Linked DNA regions of Homo sapiens: region 2 is linked to region 1. Evidence: chromatin loops called from intact Hi-C (ENCODE). Cell type or tissue: MCF 10A. All regions are shown on one strand. Each heading gives the region's core, and the rest is flanking DNA. Links, peaks and the distances in the headings are about the cores only. Region 1 has its middle 99 kb from the start of CHST15. Region 2 holds the start of FAM53B (family with sequence similarity 53 member B).

Evidence for each region. A loop is a pair of places that touch in the nucleus more often than their neighbours do. Peaks named below come from ENCODE experiments on the same cell type or tissue, not always from the same donor. Only the 100,000 strongest peaks of a DNase experiment are listed, where the experiment ranks them.
Region 2: a loop joins it to region 1, with 14 times the contacts of the local background. A loop is called at or near these places in 12 of 110 quality-filtered maps.

The regions. Positions count from the first base shown.
Region 1 is chr10:123,991,534-123,996,896 of GRCh38, forward strand. It overlaps the pseudogene YBX2P1. Among named protein-coding and RNA genes, the nearest start is that of CHST15, 99 kb to the right of the region's middle. RefSeq lists enhancers at 3,072-3,634, 3,635-4,197. In MCF 10A, for the core only: CTCF peaks have their summits at 3,259 (motif pointing right) and 4,509 (motif pointing right); DNase peaks (open chromatin) are centred at 3,318, 4,078 and 4,508.
Region 2 is chr10:124,739,337-124,744,699 of GRCh38, forward strand. FAM53B (family with sequence similarity 53 member B) reads right to left here and starts at 5,042. Exons shown (of 5, transcript NM_014661.4): 1 at 4,677-5,042. RefSeq lists an enhancer at 1,924-2,043 and silencers at 3,921-4,000, 4,091-4,300, 4,621-4,780, 4,831-4,940, 4,961-5,010 and 1 more. In MCF 10A, for the core only: CTCF peaks have their summits at 2,121 (motif pointing left) and 3,600; DNase peaks (open chromatin) are centred at 1,495, 2,125 and 5,055.

The DNA.
Region 1 (5,363 bases), core at 172-5,171:
GCGACAGAGCGAGACTCCATCTCAAAAAAAAAAAAAAAAAAAAAAAAAAAAGAAGTGCAGCAATTAAGAATGAAGACATTGGGCGTCCGGGCGAGGCTCGGGGCGCGAGGATCGCGCAGCGCAGCGGGTTCGCCAGCCGGGGGGAGGGGCCGGGGCGGTGGCGGCGGCGGCGGAGGAGGCGGTGGCGGCGGGGGCCGGTACTGGACCCGGCGGGATGAGCGAGGTGGAGGCGGCAGCGGTGGCGACAGCGGTCCCCGCGGCGACGGTGCCCGCGACGGTGGCAGGGGTGGTAGCGGTGGTGGTACCGGTGCCCGCAGGGGAGCCGCAGAAAGCAGGCGGCGGGGCGGGCGGCTGCGGCGGGGACGCAGCCGCCTTGGACCCCGCTGCTGGGACCCCCTCGGCGCCGGGCCCCCGCACCCCTGGCAACCCGGCGACGGCGGCCTCGGGAACCCCCGCCCGGAGTCAGGCGGACAAGCCGGTGCTGGCAACCCGAGTCCTGCCTGGGCACTGCCAAACGGTTCAACGTCCGGAGTGGTTACGGATTCACCAACAGGAATGACGCCAAGGAAGATGTCTTCGTTCACTGGACAGCTGTTAAAAGAAACAACCCCAGGAAGTTTCTGCGCAGCGTTAGAGATGGGGAGACTGTGGAATTTGATGTCGTGGAAGGAGAGAAGGGCGCAGAAGCCACTAATGTAACTGGGCCCAGGGCGGCGGGGGTGCCCATGAAGGGCACCGTTATGCCCCCAACCGACGTAGGTTCCGCTGATTCATCCCCGGCCTCCCTCAGTTGCCCCACCACCCATGGTGGCAGAGATCCCCTCTCGGGGGACAGAACCTGGCGGCGAAGGGGAGCGGGCCGAAGACTCTGGGCAGCGGCCCAGACGATGGCGCCCCCCACCCTTCTACCTACGGCGGTTTGTGCGAGGCCCCCGGCCCCCCAACCAGCAGCAGCCTATAGAGGGCACTGATGGGGTAGAACCAAACAGACAGCCCCATTGGAGGGGCACCAACAGCAGGGAGATGAGTGGGTCCCCCCGCCCAGATTCCGGCCCAGGTACCTAAGGCCTTTACGCCCCAGGCCACCCCAGCAGCCTACCATGGAAGGTGGGGACAGTGATACCAAGCCCAGCCAAGGAAATTATTTTTTAAAAAAATTAAAAATAATAAATAATAAAAAAGAATGAAGACATTTATGCAGCCAACAAACATATGAAAAAAAGCTCATTATCACTGATCATTAGAGAAATGCAAATCAAAACCACAATGAGATACCATCTCATGCCAGTTAGAATGGCGATCATTAAAAAGTAAGGAAATAACAGATGCTGGCGAGGCTGTGGAGAAATAGGAACGCTTTTACACTGTTGGTGATAGTGTAAATTAGTTCAACCATTGTGGAAGATAGTGTGGTGATTCCTCAAGGATCTAGAACCAGAAATACCATTTGACCCAGCAATCCTATTACTGGGTATATACCCAAAGGATTATAAATCATTCTACTATAAAGACGTATGCACACATATGTTTACTGCAGCACTATTCACAATAGCAAAGACTTGGAACCAACCCAAATGCCCATCAATGATAGACTGGATAAAGAAAATGTGGCACATATACACCACAGAATTCTATGCGGCCGTAAAAAAGGATGAGTTCATGTCCTTTGCAGGGACATGGATGAAGCTGGAAGCCACCATTCTCAGCAAACTAACACAGGAACAGAAAACCAAACACAGCATGTTCTCACTCATAAGTGGGAGTTGAACAATGAGAACACATGGACACAGGGAGGGGAACATCACACACCGGGACCTGTTGGAGGGTGGGGTCTAGGGGAGGGACAGCATTAGTACAAATACCTAATGCATGCAGAGCTGAAAACCTAGATACCAGTTTGATAGGTGCAGCAAACCACCATGGCACATGTATACCTATGTGACAAACCTTCATGTTCTGCACATGTATCCCAGAACTTAAAGTAAAATTTAAAAAAAAAAAAAGTGCAGCCAAGCGTCACAGATTGGATCTTCTAAGTGTGTCTTTTAGGCAGAGCAGGGCATGTGGATTTATCTGCGTTATCTCGGCTTTTCATTGAGGCTGCGGACACTCCTAAGCCTGCACAGTAGCGGCTTATTATCCAGACCCTCTGTCCCTTGGAACCCCAACCCCAGCCCTAGCCCAGCCCAGTAAATCTCCTTCACTGCCGGAGGGGCGAGAGCAAATGGAGAGGAGGAGAGAGAAAGCAAGTAAAGGAGACGAGAGGGCAGAAAGGACTCAAAGGCAAAGTGGACAGGGGAGGGGAAGGTCAGGGCCAAGCAGGATGAGCACCTGGGTCCAAGATGGAAATCCCAGACCTCAGCGTGTTGAACTAAGGCTGGGAAGGTGCTCAGATAACACAGGGAGGCCCTGGGAATAGGGCCAGGGGTGTCGGAGCCCAGCGGCCCCTGGACCTGTTCCATCCTGTTCCATCTAGGAATAGAATGGTTCAGGGAACAGGGATAAGCAGAGCCTGCCTGCATAGGACTACGAGGACACAGACGCAAGGCTTAAGGAGAGAAGAGAGGCAGAGAGGAGACGGGAGAGGCCAGGGAAGACAGAATGCTGGGGAGAAGTGGAGAAGGCAGAGGCAGGCAATGGTGAAAAAGGATAGGACCCTGGTGTGTTTGCAGACAGGCCCCTGATCCTGCTCCAGGAACTCCCCATCACTATCACGCCCACTTCCAAGGCCTCCCTGGGGATAGTGGTGGCTCCTTCCGAGGCCCTCCTCAACCGTCCACAGTCCTAGGAGGGGGCTTGAGAACAAAGTACAGCTGGCTCAGGACAAGGTTTTGTAAGGGTTCAGAAGAGAGGGTTGGGAAGGGGCAACTGTCCCAGGGTGGAAGGACTAGGAGGGCAGAAGGGTGGGGAGGAGGTGTCTGCGCACCTACCACTTCCAGCGGAGCTGCTGGGCGGCGCTCCTGAGAAGGCCGTGGGAAAAGCCCACAGACGGAGGAGCAGCTGGGCGCACCTCTGGGGGCCGCCACATTCACTCCTTTCCCGCAACTGGGCTTCTTCAGAACTACGCTCTTGATTGGCTGAGCTGAGACCCAGTCTTTCACCCTCCAACGCCCTCATCCCGGGGTCCCCCTTGGTGTCAGGAGTTCCCTAGCCAGGTGAGAGGTGAGCCGCGAAGCCAGGGGAGTGTCCAGCCGGCAGCCTGTCTCCGGAAGGCCGGGAGGGAAAGGCTTCCTGGCTGCAGTGTCCACATCGGCCACCAGGGGGCAGCGCAGGGCTGCCTTTTAGCGCCTCCTGGTCTCCAGTGAGCTGGTCCGCAGAACCCCAGGGGCGTGGGGACGGGGCTGCCACTCCCGGACCCGCCCCCTTCCACACCCTTCCCGCAGCTCCTCTGCAAAACGCCTCAGGAATTCAATCAGCTTGGGGAAAGTGGCGAGTTTTCAAAAGGCAATAAAGAGGCAGATCTATAAGGGCCCCTTGAAATCCTCCGTATTCTCACCCCGTTCAGAGGCTGGGGAAACTGAGGCTCAGAGAGGTTAAATTGCTTGCTTAAGATCGTCCAGCTCTTTCTCTGGCCCCCCAGTTCGGTTCTCTCTCCAGACATCCACTGCCTCCGCATCAGGAACATCGCTCCACTGCTGCATATCTGGGGATAGGGATGGAGGAATCCGGGCAGCCATCATGGAGGAAGCAGCAGCACTTGAACTTGGCCTTGGGGTGGGGTAAGAGGCGGACTCAGTTGAACAATGTGGGGGTGGGCACTCCTGGTGGAGTCACCTCGTGGGCAAAGGCAGGAGGCAGAGGCCTGGGGTCCCGGGAGGCAAGTGGTTTCTTAGGAGAAGTAGGAAGATAGCGGGGATAGGAAGTGTACCCATATCCCGAGGTCCTTGCAGGCTGCCCAGGTCTCTGCCTTTAGAATTGCGGGGTGGCTCGGCCCAGGAATTTTCCTGAATTCCATTATGCTGAAAGCGCAGAGTATGGCAGGAGACCTCCTGATTATCTCATGTGGAGGTGGGAGTAAGCAAATAGTCTCCCCCGCCACTGGGGCACGAGCCAGCTGCCCCTCCGCGGCCGGGAGCCCAACCCTGGGGAAGAGAGCAGCCACGCCCCATTCCTCCACCGTGACTCGAACCTTCAGCTGCTGGAGCCCCTGGCCACCGGGGCCCCGTATTGACCTCAGAATTGGCCGCGTCTGGGGCGGCTCGAGGTTCCTGGGCTCTGAGCAAGCGTCAGCCTGTGAGGTGGAAGGGCCCAGGGCACAGCCGGTCCCATCTGCTCAACAGCGCCTGCGAAGAGCCCCATGGCCAGCAGCACACTCAGCTCGGCTCTGGCCTGCAGGGGGATGTGGGACAGGGAGGGGATGCAGTGAAGGCAGCGGTGGAGCCCAGGACGGAGTTTCTGTCCCTGGGAGTCTGGGCACACAGTGGGTCGCAGGGGAGGAGGAGGCCCTGCTGTCCTGGCATTGCTGTTGCTTCCACAACCTGAAGATGGCACCCAACCCTGACCTCAGCCCTCCCTACCTGCAGCAGCTCGGTCTGGCCTCCCAGCCCCAGACCATGTCTGAAGTCATTGAGTCCACACGGTTCCACCGCCTCCTTGGAAACCCTTTTCAGAGACTCAGAGTTGAGAAGCTGAAGCTGGGACTCGAGCTCTGGGGACCAGCAGACCTGAGATCAAGGACCAGCTCTTCTCCTTACTAGCTGAGGGGACTGAGCCCCAATTCTCCCACCTTTATAATGGCGGAACCAGAATAAAGATAAAACCTCCTCCTGGGGTTGCAGTGAGGATCTAATGAGACACGAGGAGACGCCCCAGCACAGGGCGTGGCACTCACCCTGTGTTCAATCATAGCTGGCCCTGTTATGACCGTTTTCATCCCCTTTACCATGGATGGCCTCTCATCTGGCCATTGCAGGTGACAGGTGTGTCCATGTCCCCTAGACATCCTGGGCGTGCTCAGCTCTCCTGGCTTTCAGCCGTTTGGCAAAACACCCTCCAGCTGATCTTGTATTTACCACAAGTCAATTGTGTTTGCCCCCGAGCCTTTTTCATGCCAGCTGTTCTTGATATTATGAAGGCACAGGTTAATTAAATATCATATAAGCTAGCAAGTTTTCAAACTAGTTGGGTTTGTTTGTTTGTTTTCAGAGGTGGGGTCTTGCTCTGTCCCCCAGGCTGGAGTGCAGTGGCATGATCACAGCTCACTGCTGCTTCAAATTTTGGTGCTTAAGTGATCCTCCCACCTCGGCCTCCCAAGTAGCTGGGACCACAGGTGTGTGCCACCACATTCTGCTAATTTTTATTTATTTATTTATTTATTTACTTACTTACTTACTTACCTACTTTGTAGAGACAGGGTCTCACCA
Region 2 (5,363 bases), core at 227-5,226, 750 kb after region 1:
CTTTGAGAATTAGAGAGTGTATACAAAGCCCAGGGCCCAGGGTGGGCCTTCAACAACCAGTGGGTGCTGCCATTATTCTTTGAACAATCTGCACCCATTTCAGCTAAATCCTTGGGAATCATATTATACTAGCGCAGGGGAAGAATCTGTTTCTTTGTTTAACAAGAGAACAAAAAGAGTGAGTGGAGAAGTCAGGAGTTAGCCTGCCACTGCGTTCTGAGGTCAAATGGGCTGTTTACGAACATGATTTGCTTTCACCCTCCTGAGACTGGCACCGTGAAAAAAGTCCTTCCCGAGACTTACAGATGCCCAAGAGGCAATGTGGTCTCCATGATAGTCCAGCGTGGTCTGGCCAAGCTGTCCCCCATCCCCCATGCAAAAGCCAGCTTCCCCGTGCAGCCCCCACAGCAGGAGAGACGGAGAACCATTAAAGCGGGGGTGCCTGTCACACTCCTCTGTAACCCCTGACGTGATGTGAAATTCTACAAGGTAGACCCTTTGAAATGCAAAATCTTCCAGAGTCCTTCAAACGTGTTTTTATTTTCTCGGGTTCCTAAGGCTGCTTTCAGATCCACCCATCAGCATTTCCCCCTCTCAATCAACCCACATTTAACAAAAAAACAAACAAACAAAAAAAACGACAAGAAAAACCCAAGGACGTCTCTATTTTTCAGAAAAGCTCAAGTATCTCCAATCACTGTGAGGGGAAAGAAAATAAAATCTTCAGCTCCAGCCTCCTCGCATCACTCCAAGACACCCAGAAGCCAAGTTTCCTCTGGAAGATTTCCTCCCATCCTAGCCAGCACAGCACTCTGTTGCTCAGGATCTCAGAGAACTTTCTTAGATAAGAATCCGAGTTCTCCCTGACCTAAGTTCGGTGAGGTTAAGACAGGCACCACCAAAACCACAACCCGCAATACACGAAGCCCAAATCTTGCCCCAAAACGCTGTGCACAGGAGGTTTGGATTAAGCATCAAAGAAGTTACCTTAAAACAAAGTTGTTTGGCAAAGAAAAATACTTCACTGTAAGAAGAACCCTAGGGAACGGTAAATTGCTTTTGAATATGGACTTTTCAGTGGCGCAGTCATTAATCATGTTAATGTAAACTGCGCTACAACAAAAATTTTCTAAGCAAGTCTCAGGGTACATCAGCATATCTAAGCCTCTGGGTTTGTTTCCAAAGTTCACATCCAGGCAGGCAATGAAACTGCTGTTAATGGGGTCAGCTATTACAGTGCCGTCCCCAACCTTGAGCCATAATAAAGGTGACTCAGCCATCCAGAAAAAACCCTCAAACTTAGGCAGGAAACAAACAAATTAATCAGAGAAAGAGAGTCAATGATTTTTGGAAAGTGTATCCGTTGGACAAGTTTAAACAGAAACTCTCCCTGGATGATCAGACTGACATTTCAGAAAGGAGTTGAGGGAGAACAATCAACACTCCTCCCAGCACCCAAGTCCCCTGGCCAGACCCTGTTTTGTGGCGTGGAGGGGAGGGTAGCAGCCGGACGAGGCAAGGAGGAGGAGAGTCCAGCAGAGCTAAGCTTCGCTGAGCCCCGCCAGCTCCGGCCATGTGCTTTGTGTTGGCAACGAACCGGTTCTTTCAAAAGAGGAAGAGTCTGACAAAAAGGACAGCTGCAGCAAAGCAGAAGCTGAGGGTAAAAACCTCTCCAAAGCCCTGAGCTCGGGATTCTCCCCTAAAGTTAAATCAAAACACCACTGGGGTTTGCAAGGACTAGTTCATCTATTAGTCTTCCCCTTGCTGGATCAATTAAAGAGAGTCCCTCCACATCTGGTTTCCATCGAAAACCGAAACTTGTATTATCAGCATATTACATAACAAATTATGCCTGCAGGTTTCTTTTATTACACATCAGAGAGGTGTGCGTGGTGGTGGTAATGATGGGGGTTGTGCCGATCTGAGTATTTGCTTATTTCAGTCTTTTTATTTAAGGACAAGAACAGAAGAGTTTTCCATACAATGCGCAATTTAACTGCAGAAAGTCACGCTGCCCAAATAAAACATCAACTGAACAATCTGAAGGTGGGCCCAGAACTCAGTCTTCAGGGCCCAAGGCATCGAGCGGTGGGTGAGAAGAGTGTGCTTTTTAAAAGAGCTCCGCAGCGTCCCCTGCTGCCAGCTCCTAATATTTAAACACAGCTCTCTCCTCTCTGGCCTCCAAAAGGGGAGGAGAGCAGGCTGGCCCTTCCTGAGCTTCAATCAAGGGTCAGGCGCCTGCTCACTGGACCCGCTTAAAGGAACCCAAGCCCACTAGGCTTCTGTAGAGAGGATGGAGAGGCTAGCGGGGCAGTGAGAGAATATATAAGGGGAAAGAGAAAGACTAAAAGATGGAAACAGAAAGAGCCCAGGAAATAATACCAGGACTTCCCATAAAATGTCAATTAAGCGTAACCACCACGGTGACAATAAGGTATCATAAAGCTCTTTCCAAAAGAACTTTGCGTACTTTCAAAATGCTATGTGCAACATACCCCACGTTGAAAAGAGAAGAGGGAAACTGATTTAAAACATTATGAACCAAGACAGTGGAATGCTCTCTACTTTGTCCTGAGAAGACTGGAACATTCAAGTCCACTTCTGCAGCAGTGAGGTTGCTAGTTTCTATTTAAAAACTTGTCTTTGATATCAAAATGACTGCACATGAATCTCACCTTCTCAGAAGAAAATAGGAAGTCGTTGGGCAACATTATTTGAATTTAAATCGCCTCGTTCTCTGAAGGAACGTTTGGAAGAAAAAAATACAGGCCTTCCCCACGCCTCTCCTTAGCTTTTTAACCTGAAAAAGCGCCTGGAAGCTGGATCGGCAGACTCCCAGGTCGCATGATGGGTGACAGCCAAGTGCAGACACAGAGTCAAGGGCTACCAATCCTGAGCCAAACCTTCTCCCACTGAATGGGACTATCAACTGGGACAAGTAGCTGTTTCTGTAGTCCACAGCTAGAGGCGGGGGAGGGGACCCTGTAGACCTGCAATTCAATATCAAAACTGTAACTGACACAAGTTACTCTTAAATAGATAAATTAAAATGAAACAAAAACCTGGCCTAATAAGGAACAGTGAGTTTCACCTGGTCGGCTGACTCCATTCCTTCCCAAGTCCTCAAACCAGGTGGCATCTTTTAAACGAGTCCAGGATCTGGAGCAAGGAGGAATCTCCCTGCCAGCCGGTGGGGACTGCTGGGAACACATATGCTAGCATGTCATTTGGAAGTCTGCTAATATGTTGTAAGCAGCACAAGACGCTTGCCTGGCTTCCCAGGCCAATAAACAATGCCATTCCAACTCCTGCAGCAGTCAATAGGAAACAGTCCCTTTTCTCCACCATCCAACAATTGAACAAACATTTGTTCCTGTTGAACAACCGTCAGCCTGGCTCCATCTGCACCCGCTCCTGCAAGGCGAGCGCGGCGGCGAAGGCGACGGCACAAATGCCCACCCCAGGATCCCAGACCCGGAATGCAAGCCATTCCGGGGGCCACTTTCCTAACACCACCGAGTCCGGAGATTGTACCGTATGGAAGACTCGGAGTGTGGCCTATAGGAGGCAGAATCCCATTCATCAAACGCTGCAAAGAGCTTTTCTTTGTTCACCATCGTCCTAAGTACAGTACGTGTTAATGAGCCCGGGCGGTCAGATGGAAGGAGCTCGGCTTCAGGGGGCGTCCGAACGCGAGGGACCCGGGCAAACCTGTCCGCGCGGTTCGTCGCTGCTGCGGCGCCCCGGCCCGTACTACAAGCATTGTTCCCCAAGTCCGAAAATGGGGGTGGAGAGCTGGGGGCTGGGGGACAAGGTGGGGGGGCGGGGGGAGCGAGAACACACTTGGGACAACACAAACCGCAAACCCTCCCCGGATTCTGGGTGTCCTCGTTTCTTTCGTCTCTGCCCCAAGAGAAACCCTGAGCGGGGAACCTGACTCCCACGGGCTTGCAAAATCCAAGACTAGCAAAAATGTGACTCGACCAGTGTGCCTGTGCCGGACGGCCCTTCTCGCCATGTGCAAAAGCCACGCCGGCGCGGACGCCCCCACTCCGCAAGCCCCAGCGGTGGCCTCCCCGCGGGCTTCCCCCGCCCGGGACAGAATGCCCCCTCACCCCCATCCTGACCGCCCCGGACAGTCCAGCAGCAGCGGAGCCCGCCGCCTCGCTCCCGCACCCCGGGGGTGGCGGGTGCAAACTTCCGCGAACAAAAGAGTTGTCTGCAAACGATGCGGGAACTTCGGGGCGAATGGGGCCGCCCGGCTCCCGAGACTCCGCGCCTCCTCCGCAGCGGCTAGTCAGGGCTCAAGTTGAGACGCGGAGAGGACACCCCCGGGCGCAGCAGTCCCCGCGCCCGCCCGCCCTGGCCTGGGGAGCGCAGACTTTTCCGCCGCAGCCAGGCTTGTTCTTCCCCATGCCTGTGCTCTGACAAGTCTCACGCCTGCATCAGGGGCGAGACCGAGCGCCCGGAGAAACCGCCCGACCCAACCCAAAGGCGAAACAAGGCAGAAAAAAAGGAAACCAGCAACATTAGGAAAAAAGAAAAAAAAAAGGCAAGCCCATTGCGCACGCGAGCCGGGCTCCCTCCAGCCAGCGGCCGGGACGCACACGGCCCGGACCTCGCTCGGGGCCAGCCCCCCGGCCACCGCCGCCGCCGCCCGGCCCCGGGTCGCTTACTGTGCGCGGCGGGGCGCTCCGGGCGCGGACCCCGCGCCGTCACCGCCAGCGCTCGCCAAGTCGTCCGGGGTGCCCGCCGCGCGTCCGCCGCGCGCACGCTCGCCTGCCGGCGCCGAGCGCTTTGTACGAGCGACTCCCGGGGAGGAGGAAATCGACTTGTCACTTCCTGAAGTGTTTGCAACTCGTCCCTTTAACCGGCACCGGCCAGGCCGCCCGCACCCGCCGCCGCCGCGGAGCCGCCAGACCGCGGCTGCGTGAACTCGGCCCGGCGCTTAGCGGGCGGTGTCGCGGGCCCGGGCGCTAGGCGCGGCGGCGGCGTGCAGGAGGCAGGCGGCGTGCGGCGGCGGCGGCAGGCGAGTGTGCAGTGCGCGCAGCCGCCGATGGGCGGGGAGTGAGGGACTCGCGGCGCGCCGCCGGCGGGGCTAGAGGGCGTCCTGCGGGCTCAGCCGCGCGCCGCTCGCCGCGCTCGCGCCTGCGAGGCCCCGGGACGCGGGAAGTGGCCCCGGGCCTGGGCCGCGCCACCGCGGCTGCCCGGGCCCCGCGCCAGAGGCCCTACGGGCTTCTCTCCCCGCCCCCAGCACGAGCCGGGATGAAAACGCTGGGCCGCATAGGCTTCAGGCGTCCAGCTTCCGGGTTGTTAGATGCCGAGGTTCAAAAGAAACGATCACTTCAGTGGCGTGCAGGACA